Regions from separate parts of the Homo sapiens genome. Here region 2 is linked to region 1. Evidence: chromatin contacts called from ENCODE Hi-C data. All regions are on one chromosome and are shown on one strand. Each heading gives the region's core, a stretch centred on a gene start or an enhancer-like site at or near the end of the contact. The rest is flanking DNA. Distances are from core to core; before and after follow the strand shown.

Evidence for each region. A loop is a pair of places that touch in the nucleus more often than their neighbours do. Pooled maps may share reads with other maps.
Region 2: a loop to region 1 is called in a pooled map, with 3 times the contacts of the local background. The contact joins two enhancer-like sites. A Hi-C loop is called at or near these places in 4 of 168 maps with a recorded cell type or tissue (K562, esophagus muscularis mucosa, left cardiac atrium and 1 more) and 5 of 50 pooled maps.

What each region holds. Positions count from the first base shown.
Region 1 is chr18:77,001,804-77,006,124 of GRCh38, forward strand. All of the region lies in intron 4 of MBP (myelin basic protein), which reads right to left. Among named protein-coding and RNA genes, the nearest start is that of MBP-AS1, 24 kb to the left of the region's middle. RefSeq lists an enhancer at 3,666-4,321. Within about 2 kb of position 2,953, at least 8 of the 41 ENCODE cell types and tissues checked have a DNase peak (open chromatin) inside an H3K27ac peak, as active enhancers do.
Region 2 is chr18:77,634,176-77,638,408 of GRCh38, forward strand. No RefSeq gene overlaps it. Among named protein-coding and RNA genes, the nearest start is that of LINC01029, 360 kb to the right of the region's middle. Within about 2 kb of position 1,461, at least 4 of the 41 ENCODE cell types and tissues checked have a DNase peak (open chromatin) inside an H3K27ac peak, as active enhancers do.

The sequences.
Region 1 (4,321 bases), core at 1,703-4,202:
CAAGCCACTGCACTCCAGCCTGGGTGACAAAGTGAGACTTCATCTCAAAAAAAAGAAAAGAAAAAAAGCCTGTAAGAAAGTTCCTGCTCATCTACACCCTCCCCTCATGATAGTGTTCTTACTGACACAGCCACGTGTTGGAACATCTTCTAACTATCATTAGAGATGATCTGCCTCCTTTCAGATCACACATATTAACACAGTACATTTTGTTTCCCCATTTGTATTGATTATGTGCCAGTTTTGGGGAAGTGGGTCAAATAACTGAGTGTTGATAACATCTGCCCCATTTTCCCACCTGATGGGATGGAGCACAGGAAGTTGGCTCCATGTGGAGTTGCCGCCTGGAGACCTCTGGCCTCTCGTAAACCTGGAATGGTGCGTTCTCATGGAGGCAACCACGGCAGGGTCCCATGCACCTGGCTCTCTCCACCTGGGCCTCCCATTAGGGCCTTTGCTACAGAGATGCACCCATCAGCACTCGGCTGTGGAGCCTTAGCAAGCACCTGTTCTTCCCTTTGTCGTGTGGTCCATGATGTCATTGCAGAATGACACGTTAGAAAAATGTCTCTTTGTTAATGTATCTCAATATGCCCAGAGAGCAGCATCTACCATCCAGTGGCTAAATGCAGTAGGGATTTCCTTATGGGCATTGTCTTAATCAAGTAAGTGGTCCAAGTTCTAGGAATGTACATGTTTTCCCTGTGTCCCCAAAAGGATTCAATGCAAAGCCAGAATAGAGAAAGCAAGGCGTCTTGGTTTTAAAACACGAGGTGTGATCGTAAACCAAAAATATCATTCAGCACTGCTCCCACGTCACCACTCATTTTACAGATTTGAATATTGAGATGCACAGAGGTTCAGGGAGCTGCTCGCAGAGGCTGCTAGCTGTCTAGGGCTTGAACTTTAGACTGCATGCCAAGCGAGACTCTTGTGGAGTGAACGTAGGATGAGAGGCTCACGTTACCCACCTGAAAGTCAGCGGCCTATGGGGAAATTCACTGGCTAGTCATAGGAGAAAGGGAAAAGGGAAGGGAGAAGAACGGATTTTTAAATTGTATTTTATTACAAGAATTTGTAGACTTACCTTGTAGTAAGTTATGAAGCTATTGGCTAGAACTAACAGTGTGCTCACAGACGAGAAAAATAAACTAGTATCTGTAGACAAAGTCAATGACATATGCCAGTTAGTGTCTAGGGAATGAGGGAAGCTTCAATTGCTGCTGTTTACCAAAATAATTGGGAACTAATTTTCTAGTAAACACTGATGGATACAATAAATGCCAGTGTAGTTAATGAGATGAGATTTTTCAATTTTCTCTGTCATTTTAAAAGACGCATTTCTATGTAATTAAAACAAAGGGCCCATCAGTTCCTCCTTTCAGTGGAGAGTGATGCCTCAGGACTGACAGATGGCATCGTCTGGACTGTCCTATTTTGTCTATGTGACTGAAAACCAACCAACCAACATATCTCCTGGTCCTTATTCCTTTAATTTCCAGGTTGCACATGGCGGGTTTTTGCACACATCCACAAAGCGGCATTCGGGACCTCTGCTGTTCATTTCGACGGTTTCAGCAGTGGCCCTGAGAGTGAAGGGCGAATGAATTTGCTTTTTACTCTTTTTACCTCCCAGAGTAATATTTGATTCTTCTGGCACTCTCAGGAAGTGCAGATACCAGAGAGCTCAGAAGTTAATCTGAAAAAACTCAGAGACAGAGAGCTCAGGGATGAATCTGTGTGGCCTGTTCAGAACCACAGAAGATAGTGGTGTCACTGTTTTTCTGAGCTGCCATGATAAGAAAGAACAGAGGTATATTTGATATAATTTTTTTCTTGTGAAAGTGATAATATGCTTCTTCAGTATATTTTTTGAATTAGGAATCGTAAAATGTAGTTCTAGATGAAATAGATGCACCTTTTCTGCCATTTTCCCTACATCACACTTCTTTTGTGGCTCACAGAGATCCTTGACATCCCCAGAAACCTTGTTTAAGTGATTAAATGATCCTCCTTAAAGATGCTCAAAGGAGACAGTCACCTACGCAGCATCTTCCTTTCTCTCCAGGGATCTTCTGTTATTCAATGCGTGCGTATTTTCTACCTAAAAACCGGTGGGAGTGGGAAACAGCAGACCCCCTGCAAACTATCTGAAGCTTAGGGTCATGGTATCTGTTTCCCATGGAAACTGGAACCAGCAGCTAAAACAGGCACCAGTGAAATCAGTATTATTGGACAGAACATGGGTGTCAAAGTCTGCAAGGCTGGAGATGAGACGACACATCCGACTGTAAATGGTGGGCCATGCTGTCTCCCCTTTTCTTACTCTCCATCCCCCTGACTTCATAATGCTCTGGCAATTCCGAGAAATCACAGAACACTGTGGTTCTCTTTTCAATACTAGTTAAATACTAGTTACAATACTAGTTAAATAATAGCTTCCTCTGAAAAAAAGCACATATATATATATGTGTCCCCCCCCACTCCCCGCCGCAAGGAAGCTATTATTCGATTTCTGGTCAAACAGCTCCTACCATGCCTCAGGAGAGTATGTTAGATTTTTTTTTAAAAGCAAGATCAGGGCATTTTAGATTTTGCAGTTTGGAGAGAATTCTTTTCTGTCTGAATGACAGATGCAGTTTTTCCTGTGTTTTTGCCCTTTGCCGGGTTGAAGATTATGTTTATTCCTGAATCATCGGCTCGCACGAGTTAATGAAAGTCACGGGCATTTACTTTCTTTACAGAAAGCTGTGCACCATCCAGAATAGCGGGCTTTTCTCTATGTCTGAAAAAATTCACAGACAAGCCTTTCGTTCTGATGCAGATTTCAGGTAACCTGAGGCTGTTACCTCAGCTCCTTGCAGAGGATGCAGCTCCTTGCAGATACTGGGAATGAGAGCGCTGCAGGGTGGCGGCCGCTGGCGCCCGTGGCTTGTGTGTGTGGTTTCCCTTCTGGTGCCCTACTCGGGAGGTTGTTGCTTTGCCCCATGACAGGAAGGATCAGCGTTTCTCCTCTTAGCAAACTGTGAGGCTGGATGCAGAGATTCAGATACTGCTTTTGTAGATGTGGTCGGGGCATATCTGGTTGTGTTTTCTCTCCCATGTTTCATGGGGAAGTGAAGCTCCCGTGGCCTCCTTTGGGGGCCTTTGCCTCTGTCCGCTGGTGATACAGGGGTCGGTATCAGAGACCTCTTGGCACGAAACCTTGTGGGACCCACATTGGGGCTCTGGCTCTGGGCACAGAAGGATACAACAAATCAAAGTTCGGCAGCCTGTGCTTCTGCCATTAAGTAAACCCTTTCAGTGGCTGCATTTTTCTGATCTGGGTTTAACCTCAAAGAGGAAGAGCTTTGACGCCGGGTTCCAGCTTCCTCATCCTGGTGAGTGTGCCGAAGAGGGAGAAGCAACGGAGGTGGACAAACGGCACCTGTCAGAGGCGAAAGCTGCTGTCAGATTGGCGAGGAAGTCCTTAAAATGGTTGTGTGCTTTCCGCCGGGTGGCTGTGCCATGGCCTCTCTGGTTGGCACCTTGATGGCAGCCCGCCCCCAGGTACCATGTTGCCATGGCGTCTCCATGCAGGAGCACACCCTTCATGACCACAGCTCCGGGAAGCAGGGTCTCTGTTCCTTGTCCCGAGAGACCCACGGAAAAAATTCCTCTTCCTCATGGCAAGAGGGACTCCTCTCCCACGGGGGAGGCTCAGAGACGTCTGTTTCCCAAACGCAGATGACTCGGAGCTGATGGCCAGAGAGTGAAGTTCTAGTCCAGCTGCCCCAACCATGGGGCTTTTGAGGCTTGATTACCATTTCCTTCTGAGAATGGTGGGAGCAGGGATTGATATGAGGTTCACCGCTCGGATTTTCATTTTACAGTTTCGGAAACTAAGGCCCCAGCACAGAAACACAGAGGACCCAAAGCTACAGCCTTGAGGGGCAGAGGGGCCAGGGCCAGCAGGGCTTTTAGAGCCAGCACTGCCCTCCCCAGCAGCTCTGAGGGTGGCCAGGCCTCTTCCAGAATAGCACGAGTGTGGAGTGGCACTGGGGCAGGGTTATGATGACACCAATGTTTTCAGAGGACGAGGCTCCTGTGGGGCCTTTGCATTGCTTTTCTTGCTTGATCAGCACAACGTTCCAAAGCATCTGCAGGACAGGTGACGCTTTTGCCACCATTGCTGTTTCACAGGAGAGGGAAGGAAGCTCAGAGAAGACAGACACCTGCCCCAGGTCCACGGCTATGACGCAGTGCCATGAGACCTGAGCCAAGCATTTTTGGTTCTTCCTCCTGTGCTTTCCCATGGCACAAAATGCTTTGCTTCCTAAAC
Region 2 (4,233 bases), core at 211-2,710, 630 kb after region 1:
CGTTCCCATTTGACCTTCTCTTTGCGTCTCCCCTTCAAGAGTGGAGGGGGGCTCCAGCCACCAGGCTCATCCCTGATGCAAGAGTGGGTGAGAGAATGGAATTGAGCCCAGCCCAACTTGCCGTATGTGAATATCATTCCTTAAGTGGGTGGGGAGATCCAAGGTCTCCACAGCCCCTGCCTACAGTTCCTTCTGGAAAACAACCTTCTGGGTCATGGAACACTTCCTGTGTTTAGCTAATCTCACTTTTGCTGTGAGGAGGAAGTTTCTTTTCTTCTGCTTATAGAGAGGTGATGAGATGATGGACATGGGTCTGTATTTACTTCCCTTGACTCGTTGTTTTGTTTTCCACTACAAAAATAGCTTTCAGAAAGAAAAAGGGCTACATAATACAGGGGGGATGAAAGAAGCTCAGATGCTGTGTAAAATGCAGAACAATAACAGCTCCTGGAATGTTACTGATGCTTCTGCCATTCCAGCTGCTGCCGCTGAGCTGTCACAAGAATCAGGAGAGCCTCCTCAATGCCAGTACCGCGGGAGTGCTTGCTGCTAACCACTATTGTTACCTAAGTGACTCCTTGTGAGGAGCAGAAACCATCTTCCCTATTTCACTAGTGGGGCGAATGAGGGCTACAACATTTAGGAACCACATCCACGGCTCGTGTCAGAGCTGAAATTAGAGATACATCTTTCTTATCACAAAACCCAGGTTGGTAATTTCCATGCTAGAATGCTACCAATTCACTTTATTAAACACAGGATTTTGTAAAGTATGCATACCGCTCAAAACTCTTGAAACCCTTTCTAACACTAACAGTCAATACAGGTAATATATATAGTAAATCCATGGATTCCCATTTTAAATCCGTATCCTATATTACTTCATAGCATCCTCAGAGACCATGAGATGCAGAATGCCTATGTAAAAATTCTGCAATGAACCATTCATTTTCGATTCCACATTCCTATGATGAATAAGTGGTATGCATGGGATATGTAAGTACAATTAGCATTCATGGTTTAATCTTCCTTCACTGATAAAACATGCAATTGTCCAATCCTGTGATAAGATTTTTTTAAATTTGGGAACATTTTACTGTGTTGTCAGAGACAACCTCTCAGAACTGGTATTATTTTGTTCTCAGTTCCTGTTTGTACAAAACTTGACACATATGAGCAAGTCTGATGTACCTGCACAAGGAATATATGCATATTTTAAAAGTTGCTAGCATATTGAAAGAGGAGGTAGGAGGGCGGGAGATAACCCCGAGAAATCTGCAGAAGGGGGAATTTAATCCCACAAAGACACCAGGAAGGAGAGCAGGAGACCAAGCCCCACCCTGACTTTCCACAGGGGCTTGGATGAGCTCCCGAGGGCAGGCGCTCGCACAGCCTGAGTCTCAAACACACCATGCTCTTTTCCTCTGCGAGTTGCTAACCAGCGATGTTCAGGGATGTAATCATATCAGGGCCTCAGCTACTCCCACATGTGAAAGAGCTTCCCTGGCAAACGCTTGGTTTGAATCAAGCCAGCTTGACGGAGCTGCTGCTGTGAAGAGCTCAGAGAAATTTGGCAGAAATTCCGGGAACAGTTTTCAGTTCTCTTTAAGAGAAACACTCAGTGTGAATCACACAGCGTGATGTACATTTGGACAATTTTACCTTCTTGTATTTTTCAGAGCAGTTTCAAAGTTGAATATCAATTATATCTAAAAAAATGTTTCCCAGTGGGTGTAGCTTCTGGATGGAAAGCACGGAGTTTTCTTATGTTGGTTGGTAGTAAATAGTGTGGAGAGGCCTCACTCAGGGTGAATTCCGGCCATGTCCCCATTATTACAGCACTGTGCACCAGCAGTGTTGGTCCTGGCAGTGTGGCGTGGCCACATGTGTCCATTTCAGTCCTGCCAGGGTCTCTGATTTTCTGTTCACTGCTGCCATGTCGATTGCCCATTGAAAGCCTGTACTGTGTTTGCAAATGCAAGCTGCCTCAAAGCTGGTAAGTAATTTTCTTATGCAGAGGTTGATTTCACAAAAAGAAATGACACGATGAAAGCCAAAACAATTTCCTAATCCTCACGCTCTTTTTTCCTGTCTTTTATGGACACAATAAATAGAATATCGACGTTGTTTACAAAGAATATTTACTCATTTGGTTAGTTAGCACTGAAAACAAATCATGTGGGGTTGATGAAATTTAGACTGTTATCTAAAACTGGACACTTTTATTGTTATTATTATATTTGTCTTATCAATTTTATGTCAGTGTAAATCTAGCAGGATTTTGAGTTTTGTGTATGCAGAGGACTTTCATCACCTACAGGATCTGGCAACCTATGGATTTGATAAGTGGGTTGGCACATTGATGTTTTTGCACTAAATATTACAATCAATTCACCACATGTGTATTGTTGTGTGCCATGTCCCAGGATTTGTGTTAAGGAATAAAGGCATTAAGAAGATGAATCCATTGGAGTTTCTGCCCTCAAGAGATCTGTAGTTTAATGAGGAGAGGAGTTTATAGATAGTCACAAAACAATCAAAGTAAGGTACTGCATACAGAGCTCAAAGAATAGGAAAATTATACACAAGGTGGAAAGGAATGCTGTGTGGGGAGTGGTCAGGAAAGTCTCCATAGAAAAATTGCATTAAGGATATTTCTTAAGGAATGGAAAGGTTTTGTAGGGCAGAGTTGGATCATTGAGAAACTCACTGTGGTGGCAGGTATGTCATAAGCAAAGTTGAAGGGCTGCAAAACCATGACACAGACTCAGTCCAAGAAACAATCCATCTACCTATTACAAGTCACCCGGGGAAAAAGGAAAACAGGCTGATAAGGCAAAATGACACAGCATGCACCCTCCCCCTGTGAGTGTGTGAATACTGAAGCCTCACACTCGTGTGTCATGTGGGTTACTTTTTTTTCAAAGCAACTTTTTGGGAATCCATTCCAAAATGGCCGAATAGGAATAGCTCCGGTCTGCAGCTTCCAGCCTGATCGACGCAGAAGACGAGTTATTTCTGCATTTCCAACTGAGGTACCTGGTTCATCTCACTGGGACTGGTTGAACAGTGGGTGCAGCCCACAGAGGGTAAGCTGAAGCAGGGCAGGGCATTGCTTCACCTGGGAAGCACAAGGGGTCGGGGGATTTCCCTTTCCTAGCCAAGGAAAGCTGTGACAGACTGTACCTGGAGGAATAGTACACTCCTGCCCAAATACTGTGCTTTTCCAATGGTCTTAGCAAATGGCACACCAGGAGATTATATCCCACGCATGGCTCCACAGGTCTCACACCCATGGAGCCTTGCTCACTGCTAGTGCAGCACTCTGAGATCGAACTGCGAGGTGGCTGCCTGGCTTGGGGAGGGACATCTGCCATTGCTGAGGCTTGAGTAGGTAAACAAAGAGGGTGGAACCAGGTGGAGCCCACCACAGCTCAACAAGGCCTGCCTGCCTCTGTAGACTCCACCACTGGGGGCAGGTCATAGCTGAACAAAAGGCAGCAGAAACCTTTACAGACATAAACGTCCCTTTCTGACAGCTCTGAAGAAAGCAGTGGTTCTCCAAGCATGGTGTTTGAAATCTGAGAACAGACAGACCACCTCCTCAAGTGGGTCCCTGACCCCCTGTGTAGCCTAACTGGGAGGCATCTCCCAGTAGGGGCCGACTTGACACCTCATACAGCTGAGTGCCCCTCTGGGACAAAGCTTCCAGCGGAAGGATCAGGCAGCAATATTTGCTGTTCTGCAGTCTCTGCTGGTGATACTCAGGCAAACAGGGTCTGGAGTGGACCTCCATCAAAATCCAATAGACCTGAAGATGAGGGACCTGACTGTTAGAGGAAAACTAACAAACAGAGAGGAATAGCATCAACATCAACAAAAAGGACATCCACACCAAAATCCCATCTGTAAGTCACCAACATCAAAGACCAAAGGTAAATAAAACCACAAAGAGGGAGAGAAACCAGAGCAGAAAAGCTGAAAAATTCCAAAAACCAGAGCACCTCTTCTCCTCCAAAGGATCGCAGCTCCTCACCAGCAACGGAACAAAGCTGGAGAGAGAATGACTTTGACAAGTTGACAGAAGTAGGCTTCAGAAGGTCGGTAATGACAGACTTCTCCTAGCTAAAGGAGGAAGTTTGAACCCATGGCAAGGAAGCTAAAAACCTTGAAAAAAGATTAGACGAATGGCTAACTAGAATAAACAGTGTAGAGAAGACCTTAAATGACCAA